Regions from separate parts of the Homo sapiens genome. Here region 2 is linked to region 1. Evidence: chromatin loops called from intact Hi-C (ENCODE). Cell type or tissue: OCI-LY7. All regions are shown on one strand. Each heading gives the region's core, and the rest is flanking DNA. Links, peaks and the distances in the headings are about the cores only. Region 1 overlaps BTNL2 (butyrophilin like 2). Region 2 overlaps TSBP1-AS1 (TSBP1 and BTNL2 antisense RNA 1).

Evidence for each region. Peaks named below come from ENCODE experiments on the same cell type or tissue, not always from the same donor. Only the 100,000 strongest peaks of a DNase experiment are listed, where the experiment ranks them.
Region 2: it touches region 1 in a loop (4-fold over the local background); 12 of 110 quality-filtered maps call a loop at or near these places.

Annotation. Positions count from the first base shown.
Region 1 is chr6:32,395,638-32,398,557 of GRCh38, reverse strand. It overlaps BTNL2 (butyrophilin like 2), which reads left to right. Exons shown (of 8, transcript NM_001304561.2): 5 at 2,172-2,519. All of the region lies in intron 2 of TSBP1-AS1 (TSBP1 and BTNL2 antisense RNA 1), which reads right to left. Among named protein-coding and RNA genes, the nearest start is that of HCG23, 6.6 kb to the right of the region's middle. In OCI-LY7, for the core only: no CTCF peak of the experiment used is centred there; DNase peaks (open chromatin) are centred at 777 and 1,207; H3K4me3 peaks cover 1,203 bases; H3K27ac peaks cover 2,410 bases.
Region 2 is chr6:32,267,026-32,269,945 of GRCh38, reverse strand. The region is part of intron 1 of TSBP1-AS1 (TSBP1 and BTNL2 antisense RNA 1); the gene reads right to left. Among named protein-coding and RNA genes, the nearest start is that of TSBP1-AS1, 13 kb to the right of the region's middle. In OCI-LY7, for the core only: no CTCF peak of the experiment used is centred there; DNase peaks (open chromatin) are centred at 1,235 and 1,745; H3K4me3 peaks cover 1,178 bases; H3K27ac peaks cover 2,260 bases.

The sequences.
Region 1 (2,920 bases), core at 185-2,684:
ATGCAGAAACAGCCCCAAACTAATCCCTAGTCCATTTTTTCTGATTCTTGTCTTCAGACTTTAATAGATACATAGGAGAGGAAAATAATATTGTTTTAGGTAAAATTACAGGACAAAGCAAACAAAATGCTGGAAATAACTGGGAGTCAACTGTTACCTGGAATGGAAGGTAATAATCTGAAAATTCAAATTGTGTTGACAGGGACTTTCCTCTCTACAAAGGTAGCTGGCAGTTTTCGGCCAATGACATAATGGGATGTTAACGCCTTTGGCCAGTGACTCTATGCAGAGAACCAACAATTTTATGCTTGTGTTTCTATTATAAATGATCACACCTTATGCAAAACCATTCTTATCATTTAACAGAAAAGGACGACACTTAATTTAGAATAGAGAAAAAATGGCACGGGCAGGGCCTGATGAGAATGGAAAATGTAATATAGCTTGGGCCCAGGAAAGCCCTCAGAGAACATCTTTCCCCACTTTGCACAGTGAGAGAATTAGACCCCTTTTTTACATTCATCATTGTTTCACAATTTGTACTTTGCCGACTTCCCCAATTATTGATCTTAAAATGTTAATTTTAATTTTCAAAATTATTTGAGGACATTCAACTGGTGTGTGTCTATAACTCCACCTATGTGGAGCATTGGGGAAATAAAATATAGCGGCTGGACCAGACTTACAAGGTACTATAAAGTCCACCTAGAGGAAAGCTTCTTCAAATATCATTACCAAAAGTCCACATGAGACATGTTTTTAAACCCCTCCCTATTACCACGTCAGAGGGTGGGGATGGCTCCAACGCCTTCAAGTCTCACAGGTCTGTGCACCTCTGCTCACGCTGCAGGGTCTTCCAGGCACTTAATGCAAACTATTTTGTTCAACTCTGAAACATTATGATTTTGGTAGTTGTATAGCAAATTTACAGTTTAAGAAACTGAGGCATTAAGAAGTAGTTTAAGACAGATTAAGAAGTAGTTTAAAATCATACAGAATTGAAGTGTTAGAAGAAAAACTTTAGACAGACTAAATTTAGCAGAGTCTAACTGAGAAAAGGATGACTCATAAACAAGCCATCCCTCAGAATCAGAACGGTTTCAGAGAATTCAAAGCAGCAATTTGGTCAGACAGCATTTATGGACAGAAAATGGAAATGAGGTACAGAAAACAGAAGTGAGGTACAGAGACAGCTCTATTGGTTGCAGCCTGGCGTTTGCCGATTTGAACAGGGTTTCAACAGTTGGCTGCCTGCAACTAACAGAAGTGCAGCAGCTGCTACTCAGCTATTTATTACAAAAGTGTACTCCTAAGTTAGCCTTAGCTCCTAAGTTAGGCTTATTCATAAAATAATTTTGCAATTAAAACTCTCAGAATAAAATGAGCAATTTATAAATTTGGCCCCAGGATGCCTCTGTACCTGAGTGCTTATGTAACAAACTGCAACCTAAGTTAGGCTTTCAGTAGTTGACGTACTAAGTTAAATTGCAGTTTGTTACATAAGGAGTCAGGTACAGAGGCATCTGGGGCCAAATTTATAAACTGTTCACTTTATTCTGGGTGTTTTTTGTTTGTTTGTTTTTAAAGTCTCGCTTTGTCACCCAGCCTGGAGTGCAGTGGCATGATCTCAGCTCACTGCAACCTCTGCCTCCCGGGTTCGAGCAATTTTTCCACCTCAGCCTCCTGAGTAGCTGGGATTACAGGCACCCACCATCATGCCCGACTAATTTTTGTATTTCTGTAGAGACGGGGTTTCACCATGTTGGCCAGGCTGGTCTTGAACTCCTGACCTCTGGTGATCCACCCGCTTCGGCCTCCCAAAGTGCTGGGATTATAGACTTGAGCCACCACACCCAGCCTATCTGGGAGTTTTAATTGCAAAATTATTTTATTATTGGTCTGTAAACTGAAAAAAATACAGGTAGAAGCAGGTAGGGATTCAATTACTGTTTTACTCAGACTGACACACATCATGGAATGATTCCTCCTTAAAGAAGAGCAACCTCTATTCTGAGTCCATGAAACCCCCACCTCACCTAAGGATGACCCTGAGCCTCACAGCAACCCTGGGATGCTCATGGTTTCTAAACTCCAATGGAGCTGTTCTTAGAGATGACATTATTGGTTCCATTTTGATTCTTTCATTGTGTTTTGTCCACTCTATTTAACAGCTTCTTTAAAAGTGAATGGACCTTCCCAGCCCATCCTCGTCAGAGTGGGAGAAGATATACAGCTAACCTGTTACCTGTCCCCCAAGGCGAATGCACAGAGCATGGAGGTGAGGTGGGACCGATCCCACCGTTACCCTGCTGTGCATGTGTATATGGATGGGGACCATGTGGCTGGAGAGCAGATGGCAGAGTACAGAGGGAGGACTGTACTGGTGAGTGACGCCATTGACGAGGGCAGACTGACCCTGCAGATACTCAGTGCCAGACCTTCGGACGACGGGCAGTACCGCTGCCTTTTTGAAAAAGATGATGTCTACCAGGAGGCCAGTTTGGATCTGAAGGTGGTAAGTAAGAATTCTAGATAGATATTTTGTATTCAATACCTGCTCCTGCCACTTTAATATGCTAGTTCCTGGACAATTTCTCTGACATTTGAAATTTTCTTAATGCTTATTCATCATCAAATTTATATCAAATCCTCCAGTGTGTGAAACTGTCATAGTTACTTAAAATCCACAAACTCAAATGGATGAAATTTAATTATTTGGGCATATAACTTGTATCTTTTCCAGTATCTTCAAAAATTGACCATATCTTTAAGGAAATCTGAGTATCTTACTACATATTTTACAAAAGGCTCATTGTTTCACAGTGTGTTATTAGAATTCTGAGAAATGCAATAAAATTCTAGAAACTGTAATCATCTGAAGACTAAACTGGATCCACTGTGTAAACCAAAATTATAAATA
Region 2 (2,920 bases), core at 1-2,500, 130 kb after region 1:
GCACTTTGGGAGGCCGAGATGGGCGATCACAAGGTCAAGAGATTGAGATCATCCTGGCTAACACGGTGAAACCTTGTCTCTACTAAACATACAAAAAAATTAGCCGGGCGTGGTGGCAGGGGTCTTTGGTCCCAGCTACTCAGGAGGCTGAGGCAGGAGAATGGCGTGAACCCGGGAGGTTGAGCTTGCAGTGAGCTGAGATCGCACCACTGCATTCCAGCCTGGATGACAGAGCGAGACTCTGTCTCAAAAAAAAAAAATTTTTGGCAGGGCACAGTGTCTCACGCCTGTGATCCCAGCACTTTGGGAGGCCAAGGTGGGCAGATCACAAGATCAGGAGTTCGAGACCAGCCTGGCCAACATGGTGAAACCCCATCTCTACTAAAATACAAAAATTAGACGGGTGTGGTGGTGCACGCCTGTAATCCCAGCTACTTGGGAGGCTGAGGCAGAAGAATTGTTTGAACCCAGGAGGCAGAGGTTGCAGTGAGCCAAGATCACGCCATTGCACTCCAGCCTGGGCAAGAGAGCAAGACTCCATCTTAGGGGAAAAAAAAAAAAAAAAGATTGACTTTGGTTTATTATTTGATCGAGTTTTTTCCATTAGTACATTACTTATCTATTTATCAGTTACTGGATACAAAAGTTTCTGGAACTGAGTTCCTCACAATTGTTCCTCATAATTGTTTGGATGTAGTCCATTCCAAATAATAACTATCTATTTAAGTCTATTAAGTCTATTTTTTTAAAAAAAGAAAACACCCCTGAATAGCAAAATGACTAACGAAAAATAATAAAATTATCTGAGATTAGTCGTAGATTTTTATCAGCTAAAAACAGAAGGAACTTCCAAACCAACAAAGAGTAGATTAAACAAAGGCAAAAATAAAATGAGAGAATAGAAAATGAGATGAAAAAAGAAGAAAAATTATAGCAGCCAAGTTTAATGAGGTGCTTTGCCAATCACTGAAATGTGTCTGTCCAGCCTAAGAAAAGTTGAAAAGAAAAAAATGGGCCGGGTGGGGTGGCTCACGCCTGGAATCCCAGCACTTTGGGAGGCCAAGGCAGGCGGATCACGAGGTCAGGAGATCGAGACCATCCTGACTAACACAGTGAAACCCCATCTCTACTAAAAATACAAAAAAAAAAAAAAAAATTAGCCAGGCATGGTGGCAAGCACCTGTAGTCCCAGCTACATGACAGGCTGAGGCAGGAGAATGGCGTGAGCCTGGGAGGTGGAGCTTGCAGTGAGTCGAGACCACACCACTGCACTCCAGCCTGGGTGACAGAGCAAGACTCTGTCTCAAAAAAAAAAAAGAAAAAAAGAAATCAGATGCATATCAGTGAACTTTACACCTTTCAGATCTATTCAATGGTGGACTGAATGACTGTGGAAAGAAACATCTTCTTTATCATATGAAGTACCCTGTGGTCCAGTGGCAATTCTGATGAAACCACACTGCTTTGTAACTTATGGACATCTTCATACACTAAATAAGAAAAATTACATTAAAACTAACCACCATCCAATCACTTTTGACTAGGTGTTAAAAGGACTCACATTCTACCTTTTATCCATCCGACAAGCTCCTACTTATTTGCGATTCAGGTCAAATGTCATCTCATTTGTAAAGTCTTCCTAAACACCTACTAAGGGAGACTGCCCTCCACACAGTTCCCAAACCACTTTTATATACCTCAATTATTCTCTGTTTATACGTTTACCCGCTTTACTAGATTCTGTGCACCTGGAGGTGAGAAACCAGATGTTTTTCGTCTTTGTTTCTCCAGAGTTAAGCTTAGCTGGTTCATGAAAATCATTCAAAAATTACTGAAAGAATCTCAGTCTTAAGAGGAAAAAAGTAAACAACTATCATATACAGTAACAAACAGCTTAGGAACAAAATATTACAGGAGGAATGATAATTTCACCCTAATAGAGTGCTGGGATACTTCACAAAAAGATGATATTTGATCTGCTTTGAAGAAGTCATAAGTTAGATGAAGCAAATAAAAGTGGATTTTAAAAGGTGAAATCAAGTCTATTCCAAGGAGTGAATATGAGCCAATGCCCAGAGGTAGGACAGCATGAAGGGTCTAACGAGAGTGAGTGGACAGGCCTTGCTGGACTATAAGTGAAAAGTAGTATCAGAAATGATATCAGAAAAGTAGATTGGGGCCCAATTGAGAAGTCCCTTGAATGCCATAGTAAATAAAGCTTTAATTATTTATCTTACAGACAATGTGGAGCCCTTGGTTTTAAAGAAGAGCATCAAAATTAAATTTCTTCTTTCAAAATTTTATTCTCCCCAGATTAACGAATATTATTCAAGTTATAGCTTCAGTTTCACCAAAGGTCATGTCTCAATCCTTCTCCTCTACAGGAAAGCAATTCTAAAAAAAAAAAAAAAAAAAAGGGAAAAGAAAAACCTCAGATAAAACTGGTTTTGGTAGGACTACTCTCAGGCAGGACAGCATAAGATACAAGAATCAAATGACTGGCAATAGAAGACTTATTAAGATTAAAACTGTACTGGTCATCAGATAAGTGACTAGATCTGATTTGTTCAAATTAGAGTTTGTAATTTATTTTGAATACAAAGCAAGGCATGGTCATTTAAAAACATACAATACTAAAAAATGTAAAAAAAAAAAAGAGGGAAGTGAAAATTACTATAACCATCCTCATCCCTTAAAATGACTCTGCTATTAACATTTAAGTTAAATCATTAACTTTCTTCAATGCCTGAGTATACATACAGATAGATACTTCATTTTTCCAAGTAGATTTCAAACTTACATACCTGCATCTTTTCACTCAATATACCATGAAAATTTTTCCATAATAATATGTATCTATATAATATTTAATCAGTGCATAATTTATTTAAACACTCCCCTGTAGGTGGACTTTATCTTT